Regions from separate parts of the Homo sapiens genome. Here region 2 is linked to region 1. A link is a contact called in ENCODE Hi-C data. All regions are on one chromosome and are shown on one strand. Each heading gives the region's core, a stretch centred on a gene start or an enhancer-like site at or near the end of the contact. The rest is flanking DNA. Distances are from core to core; before and after follow the strand shown.

What was found. Hi-C counts contacts between places; a loop is a spot of excess contacts on that map. Pooled maps may share reads with other maps.
Region 2: a loop to region 1 is called in a pooled map of heart left ventricle, with 2.4 times the contacts of the local background. The contact joins the enhancer-like site here to the promoter of LINC02800 in region 1. A Hi-C loop is called at or near these places in 11 of 168 maps with a recorded cell type or tissue (B cell, CD4-positive, alpha-beta T cell, CD4-positive, alpha-beta memory T cell and 6 more), 12 of 37 single-sample maps with no recorded cell type and 22 of 50 pooled maps.

Annotation. Positions count from the first base shown.
Region 1 is chr1:24,197,539-24,201,789 of GRCh38, reverse strand. LINC02800 (long intergenic non-protein coding RNA 2800) reads right to left here and starts at 1,550. Exons shown (of 3, transcript NR_027087.2): 1 at 1,399-1,550. RefSeq lists an enhancer at 2,119-2,228.
Region 2 is chr1:24,845,776-24,850,193 of GRCh38, reverse strand. No RefSeq gene overlaps it. Among named protein-coding and RNA genes, the nearest start is that of MIR6731, 71 kb to the left of the region's middle. RefSeq lists silencers at 1,397-1,616, 1,707-1,906 and an enhancer at 2,021-2,745. Within about 2 kb of position 2,058, at least 22 of the 41 ENCODE cell types and tissues checked have a DNase peak (open chromatin) inside an H3K27ac peak, as active enhancers do; they include B cell, CD4-positive, alpha-beta T cell, CD8-positive, alpha-beta T cell and 1 more, where a contact is called at or near this core.

The DNA.
Region 1 (4,251 bases), core at 301-2,800:
GAAACAGTTTTTTTCTGAGGTTTCAAGTTAGCTGGTAGCAAGATTAGCTGTGCAGCCCAGGCCTCTCTAGCCCAAAAGCCCATGGTTTTTTGTTGTTGTTGTTGTTTTTTGAGACGGAGTCTCACTCTGTCGCCCAGGCTGGAGTGCAGTGGCGCGATCTCGGCTCACTGCAAGCTCCACCTCCAGGGTTCACGCCATTCTCCTGCCTCAGCCTCCCAAGTAGCTGGGACTACAGGCACCCGCCACCACGCCCGGCTAATTTTTTGTATTTTTAGTAGAGACAGGGTTTCACCATGTTAGCCAGGATGGTCTTAATCTTCTGACCTTGTGATCTGCCTGCCTCAGCCTCCCAAAATGCTGGGATTACAGGCGTGAGCCACGGCGCCCGGCCCAAGCCCATGGTTTTAACCGCATTCTTGGGTATCTCAACCAGTTCAGGATGATGGAGAGTTTTCGTTTTTGTATCATCTCCACTTGGTTGGTAGAGGCTGCCTAGAGCTCTGGGTTGAGAGGATTCCTGAGTGCTGTGATGAATTTGTGATATCTGCCAGCGGCACTGGAAGGGATGTGGCCGCATGCGTGTGAGTTATGTTTTCATCTCTGATCTAGTCCAATCTATTGTATACTGTGATCCTTATAGGACCCTGAGAAAAGGAATCAAGGCTAAATCTTTTTTTTGAGACTGGGTCTTGCCCTGTTGCCCAGGGTGGACTGCAGTAGTGTGATCACAGCTCACTGCAGCCTCAACCTCCCAGGCACAAGTGATCCTCCTACCTCAACCTCCCAAGTAGCTGGGACCACAGATGTGTGCCTCCACACCTCACTAACTTGTTTTGTTTTTTGTAGAGATGGGGTCTCCCTATGTTGCCCAGGCTGGTCTCAAACTCCTGGGTGATCCTCCCACCTCAGTCTCCTAAAGTGTTAGGATTACAGGCGTGAGCCACCGAGCCCAGCCTAAGGCTCAGTTTTCTGACCTCTGTCTTTACTCAATCACTCGGTGACCTAAAAGGCATCTCAAATGTAGCATGTCTAAATATGGAACTCTTGATTTGCACCTCCAAACCATCCCTCCACCATCTTCCCCACTAAGTAAAAGGCACCGCTAGTCTTTGTTGGCTCAAGACAAAAAGCCTTAGTATCACCCTTGACCTCCTTTTTCTCTCACCCCTGACATCAAATCTTTCAATACATCTCACTGGTTCTCCCCTTGAAATATATCCAGAATCCAGCCACGTCTCACCACCTTCACAGCTGCCACCACCATTGTCTTCCCTGGACTAATGTAGTAACCAATCTTGCTCCACGTGTCCTTACCCCCTGTATTAGTCTGTTTTCATGCTGCTAATAAAGACCAGAGACTGGGTAATTTACAAAGAAAAAGAGGTTTAGTAGACTCACAGTTCCAAGTGGCTGGGGAGGCCTCACAATCATGGCAGAAGGCAAAAGGCACGTCTTACGTAGCAGCAGACAAGAGGGAATGAATGAGAGCTAAGCAAAAGGGGAAACCCCTTATAAAATCATCAGATCTTATAAGACTTATTCACTACCATGGGAACCGTATGGGGGAAACTGCTCCCATGATTCAACTGTCTCCCACCAGGTCCCTCCCACAACACGTGGGAATTATGGGAGCTACAATTCAAGATGAGATTTGGGTGGCGACACAGCCAAACATATCACCCACTACACCTTAGTCTCAACTCAGCAGACATCCTTAGGCCTTCTCGGTTTTTCTTTCTTTTTTTTTTTTTAATTATACTTCAAGTTTTAGGGTACATGTGCACAACGTGCAGGTTAGTTACATATGTATACATGTGCCATGTTGGTGTGCTGCACCCATTAACTCGTCATTTAACATTAGGTATATCTCCTAATGCTATCCCTCCCCCCTCCCACTTCTCGGTTTTTCAAAGCACTTTGGCATAAGTTACACACACACACACGCGCGCACACACACACACACACACACAGAGTAAAGCGAGGCAGGAAATTGTCACTCCCATTTGACACATGAGAAAAACTGAGGCTTGGAAAGGTGATGCAAAGACATCAAAGACACAGCGGGGGAGTTGCCCCAGCTCTTACTGTGACGCCATACACTGCCATTTCCCTTCTGGACATGACCCTCTGTCTCCCACAGCCTCCTATGGGTACATCCGAGAGTCTCCCAAGAGGCTGCAGAACGTCAGGTAAGGAGAATGTCAAGGAAGCCAGGAGAGTTGGTCTTCTCTCTGCCTTGGAGGGCCCCAGTCTAAGAAAAAAAAAACGTTATCTCTTTGGTCTAATCCGCGGTCTCGCAGTCTGGACCACTTTCCTTTGGTATGTGGTGCCCCCTGGTGCTCACTCTTAGGAAATGCAGCTGGTTATCTAAGCTTTAGGGGAGAGGGGTGAGCTTTCATGGTGGAGGTGATGCCTGGGGGCTCTTCTGACCACCCTCTCAGAGGAGCTCCCTCCCAGCACAACTGTTCCATGCCTTAGAGACCAGCGTGTGCGTCCAGGTTGATGAGGGCCACACTGCTCCTTTAAAAATTCACCAATCCACGACTTCTAGTGGGAACCCAAATTGGTACAGCCTTTTTGAAAAGTCATTTAAAATAATAATAATAAAATAAAATAGCTGGACATGGTGGCTCATGCCGCAATCCCAGCATTTTGGAATGCTGAGGTGGATGGATCGCTTGAGCTCAGGAGTTTGAGACCAGCCTGGGAAACATGGTGAAACCCTATCTCTACAAAAAATACAAAAAATTGGCCAGTCGTGGTACACGCCTGTGGTCCCAGCTACTCAGGAGGCTGAGGGGGGAGGGTTTCTTGAGCCTCGGAGGTCAAGACTGCGGTAAGCCAAGATTGTGTCACTGCACTGCAGCCCAGATGACAGAGTGAGATCACGTCTAAAAAAAAAAAAAAATTAACTTGGGAGGCCAAGGTGAGAGGATCACTTGACACCTGGAGTTTGAGACTAGTCTGGACAACATCACAAGACTCCATCTCTTAAAAAATTAAAATACTTAGCCGGGTGTGAAGGTGCATGCCTGCAGTCCCAGCTACTTGGGTGGCTGAGGCTGGAGGATCGCCTGAGCCCAGTTCAAGGCTTCAGGCAGCCATGATTGTTCTGCTGCACTCCAGCCTGGGTGACAGAGCGAGAACCCATCTCTAAAACAAATTTTCTTAGTTAAAACTTTAAAAAATATTTTAAATGACATACTCATGATATAATGTGAGCTACTAAACATATATATAAAATACTGTATATGTACTAAACTCACAAATGGTAGCAATGAGTCTCTCTGCAGAGTGAGATTATATTTTATTTTTATTCTTTATAATTTTCTATACTTTCCCAATTTTCGGCATTCAGCATGTTTCACTTTTCTAAAGTATAGTTTTGTGAAGGAAAAATTATAATAAATCCCTTTCCATCTGGTTTCCTGTCCCTGTCATCTGCTGTATGCTGGTCAGAACATCTCTGGAGCACTATTCAGTGAGCAACAGGAGAGTTAAAGATTTGTCCACCAGTGAGAACACGTGTGCATTACAGTGGAGGAGCTTCTGAACGCCTTGCTTTACTCAGGGATTCCAGAGTCCCAGCAGGGGCCGGAGGAAGAAGAACAGACTCCTAGAGAGGAAGAAACTTTGACCTCAAAAATGAAGAAACAGAGGACCAAAAGGAAGCTCTTGACCAAGATTCTTAGGCAGATGGAGACAGGGTTGGGTTTAGCATTGGTCACACAGCAGATGGAGACAGGGCTGGGTCTAGTGTTGGTCACACAGCAGATAGTCAGGTTGCCTGACCCGAATTCCTGAGTTCTTCCCCCACACCAGCAACCTGGAACTTCTAGAAAAAGCCCATGAACACGCAAATGAACACAACAGTGAGAAACCTCTCTTGGCAAAACATTATAAGCTGGCTGAGACCTAGGATTGACTAGGATGTTAGGAAAAGGATAGTCTCATATATCCTACCGGTAGGAAGTTGGTTCAGCCACCATGGAGAGCGACTTGCAGTATCTGTAGTATCTGTTAAATTTTAAAATGCACACACCCCGCCAGGAGCAGTGGTTCAGGCCTGTAATCCCAGCACTTTGGGAGGCCAAGGCAGGCAGATCACCTGAGGTCAGGAGTTTGAGACCAGCCTGGCCAACATGGTGAAACCCCGTCTCTACTAAAAATATAAAAATTAGCTGGGTGTGGTGGCACACACGCCTGTAGTTCCAGCTACTCGGGAGGCTGAGGCAGCAGAATCACTTGAAT
Region 2 (4,418 bases), core at 809-3,308, 650 kb before region 1:
AAATCTTTTTTCTTTCTTTCTTTTTTTTTTTGGAGACAGAGTCTCACTCTGTGGTCCAGGCTGAAGCACAGTGAACCTAGTTCACTCCAGCCTTGACCTCTTGAGCTCAAGCGATCCTCCCACTTCAGCCTCCCAAGCAGCTGAGACTACAGTCATGAGCCTCCGTGTCCAGCCTTTAAATCATTTTTTAAAAGCATGTCTACGAAGGAAGGGAATGGAGAGGGCCCTGGGCTTTTCTTCTCTTGCCCCTTCCTTGATTGGAAAACCTCCATTCAGCCACGTGAGAATGAGTCTGCTGGCTTACAGTGACCTCTGCAGACGGCAGGGAGTTGCGTGAACATCTCTGAGCCAAGGAAGGGGAGAGGCCCCTTTTGCCCTCCCTGACCCCTCAAAGTCCCCCCTGCCAAGCAGGACCCTTTTACCCAGAAATGTGGTGCCAATGCACTTGGTGCGTGGTATTGGAACCATTTGGTTCTGCTTGCATTGCGCTCATTAGGCTCCTAAACTTCCTGCTGGAAAAGGCCACTTGGGGTGGCACGTGCCTGTAGTGCCAGCTACTCAGGAGGCTGAGGCAGGAGGATTGCTTGACACTGTTTCTTAAAAAATTAAAGAGAGAGAGAGAGAAGGAGGAGGAGGAGGAGGAGGAGGAGGAGGAGAAGAGGAGGAGGCGGAGAGGAGGAATACACTTGGGTAGCTGGGGAGCTCTGGACAGTTCCACAGCTGGGCTAAGAAATCAGCTTCCCTGAAGGTCACAGTGAGCCAAGATTGCACCACTGCAGTCCAGTCTGGGCAATGGGAGTGAAAGCCTATGAAAAGAAAATAAAAAATAAAAGAGAAAGAGAGAGAGAAAGGAGGGAAGGAGGGAGGGAGGGGGGAGGGGAAAAGAGGGGGGAAGAGGGGAGAAGAGAAGAGAGAAGAGGAGAAGAGGAAAAAAAATCAGCCTCCTCGAGTCTCCTTAAACCCTGCACAGGGGAGGTGACAGCAACCAACCCAGTGCGATGTTAAGCTCTGGAGCCAGATGACCTCTATCAGTTCCTGGTGTGATCTTGGGCAAATTATTTAACCTCTCTAGGTTTAAGTTTCTTTATATAAAACAATGGGGACAAGAATAGTCCCTCCTCTAATAGACTTGAGAATATGAAGAGACTTGAAACATTTTAAAAACTTTAGCACAATAACTGGTACATCGAGTTTAATGACAATTATTATCTGACTGAGGAAATTAGAGAAAGGAAGCACAGGAAGAAACTGAGGTTTATCTATTTCTTATAAGAAATTGGATCAGAAATGTGTCACTGGCTTCCCCAAAGGATGTCCCGAGGCCGTCCCTCCCCGTGGATGGGTGCCGCTTCTTCTGGCGGGGAAGTGAGGCCCGTCCGAGTCAGCAGAGCGGGGACCGCCCCGCCTGGAACCGTGGCCCCTTTTCCTAGTGCCCAGGTGGCCCCTCCCGCGGTCGGCGCTCCGGCCTGTGCCGGGCGTCCAGGAGGGCTCGCTCGGGCTCCCGTGCGCGCTCTCAGAAGCAGGGAACTGGCGCCTGGCGCGGCGGCGGGGACGCTCTCGAGTCCCCAGGCAGTGATCGGGGGCCCCCGGGGGAAGGACGCCGCTCGGGGCCAACCGCAGCGGAGCCCTCGCCCTGCCGCGACCCAACCGCCGCCCAGCCCTGTGGTTCGCGGGCGAAGCGCTTCCTCTAGCTGCCGGTGGCCGGCCGAGAACCAGGGACATGCAGAAGTGCCAGCGTCGAGGCCCACGTGCGACCTGACCTCGCGTGGACATTGGCTGGCTCCGTCACACCCAGACCGCTGGCACTTCCCACCCCACCCCACCTAGGGTGTGAGCGGGTCCCTGCCCTGCCCCGCCGGGGGAGGCGCGGAGGTGTCGGTTCGCAGCGGCGCCGGGGAGCGTCCGTTCGACACAGGAAGGAGGGAAGGAGGCCGGAGGCGCCTTCGCAGCGCGCAGCAGCCCTGACAGATCTGATAAAGAGGAAGGAAGCCGACAACGCTGCTGATCGGGTCTGGCAGCTCCCCAAACTGACGAGGTCCTGCAGCTGTCCCAGCCCTGCTTGCAGAAGTGGCGCCGAAAGGAGGGGAACCGCGGCCCCTGCTGGCCACTTCGGAACCGCACCCGAGTGGTGACAGGAAAGCGAGCAGGGGCTTTAGGGACAAGGCCGGCTGATGCCTCTCGCAGCAGGAGGTGGGGGATGCAGGGCCCCTCTGGGCCCGAGACCTCTACCTCCTGCTTGGTGCGAGAGACCTGCCCCTCAGGACAAACCAACCAAACGTGCTCTTGGCCGGGCGCGGTGGCTCACGCCTGAAATCCCAACAGTTTCGGAGGCTACGACAGGAGGATTGCTTGAGGCCAGGGGCTTGACACCAGCCTGGGCAACAGAGCTAGAATCCTGTCTCTATTTTTATTTATTTATTTTTTTAAAGAATCTATATGTTCCAGCTGGACCTCTGCTTACCTGGCAACCAACTACCTTAGTTGTCAGGGGCCAGGGAGCCAAGTCCACTCTTTTAAGGAGGAAAACAGACACACTTTTAAAGATTGCTGAGCACTATCTGCATATTGCTATATTGCCTAGCTTTGACTGTCATTTACTAGCTGTGGGATTTTGAGCAAGTTTCTTTTCTTATTTAGAGACAGGATCTTGCTCTGTTGCCCAGGCTGGAGTGCAATGGCACAATCATAGTTCACTGCAACCTCGAACTCCTGGGCTCAAGCGATCCTCCTGCCCCAGCCACCCATGTAGCTAGGACCAGAGGCTCTCACAACCTTAATTTTTTTTTTTTTGTAGAGACAGGGTCCTGCTATGTTTCCCAGGCTCTTGAGCAAGTTTCTTAACCTCCACATGCCTCAGTTTCCTCACCCATAAAATGGGAATAATAGTCTCTATCTCATAGGATTGTTAAAGAGACTAAGTTAATATACGTAAAGTGTTTAGAACAGTTCCTGGTGTATAATAAATATGTGTGTTAAATTTAAAACTTTAGATTTTCAGGCAGGATGTGGTGGCTCACGCCTGTAATCCCAGCACTGTGGGAGGCCAAGGCAGGTGGATCACTTGAGGTCAGGAGTTCGAGACCAACCTGGCCAACAGGTTACAATTTTTGTATTTGTAAAAATACAAAAATTAGCCGGGCATGGTGGAGGGCGCCTGTAATCCCAGCAACTAAGGAGGCTGAGGCAGGAAAATCACTTGGACCTGGGAGGCAGAGGCTGCAGTGAGCCAAGATCATGCCACTGCACTCCAGCTTGGGCAGTAGAGTGAGACTCTGTCAAAAAAAAAAAAAAATTCATCATGGGTTGTAGGCTACTGTAAGTAGTTCCTTATTCTGGGGATTTTCTTGGTATCTTTCAACTATTGACTTCTAGTTTAATTCCACTGTGGTCAGAAAACGTATTTTGTATTTCATTCCTTTGAAATTTGTTGAGGCTTGTTTTATGGCTCGGCATAGGGTCTGTTTCACTAAAAGTTCCACATATACCTGAAAAGAATGTACATTCTGCAGTTGTTGGATATAGCATGCCATATGCATCCATTAGGTCAAGTGGTTGTGTTATTCTCTCTTCTGCTATTCCTATGTGTGTACGTATGTGCACACGCACGTGTTTTCCTCCTTGTTCTATCAGTTACTGAGAGCTATGTTAAGAATCTCCAATTATGAGGATGAATTTGACCTCATAATTGCAGACATTTCTCTTTGAGTCAATTTTTATTTAAAGGTGTTATTAGATACACAGAAATGCAGGACTGTTAACATTTTCATAGTGAATGTTCATGATTATCAATGTCCTATATTGTAAAACATCCTTTTTCATCTCCAGTAACACTTCTTGCCTCAAAACCTACTTTGTATGATAGGCACATCTTCTTTCTTTTTATTTACTGTGTCAATGAATTAACTATTCCATTCTTTAATTTCACCCTTCTGGGCCCATATATTTGTCTCTTGTAAATAGCATATATTGGGTTTTGATTTTTTATCCAGTTTGACACTTAACATTGTTCAGCCCATTTACATTTCATAAATTTACTAACAGTGTTGGATTTACAGTTAACCTTTTGCTATTTTTCCAATTTGTCCTATGTTTTGTTCATTTGATCCCCTTGTCCTTTCTTTTGAATTGAATTTTTTTCAACTTCCATTTCCTCCTTAAGTCTTAGATTTTTAAGTTATTTATTCTTGTAGTTCTTTTAGTAGTTACCCTAGAAATTGTGATATTTATCCATGATTTATTATCATTTTCTTAAATTGGTACTTTCATCACTTCCCAAATAACCTAAGAATCTTGCAAGTACTTAACTCCACTTACCTTCCTTCTATCACTATTGTTATATATTTTTTGTATTTTTAGTAGAGTCAGGGTTTCATCATGTTTACCAGGCTGCTCTCAAACTCCTGACCTCAGGTGATTCC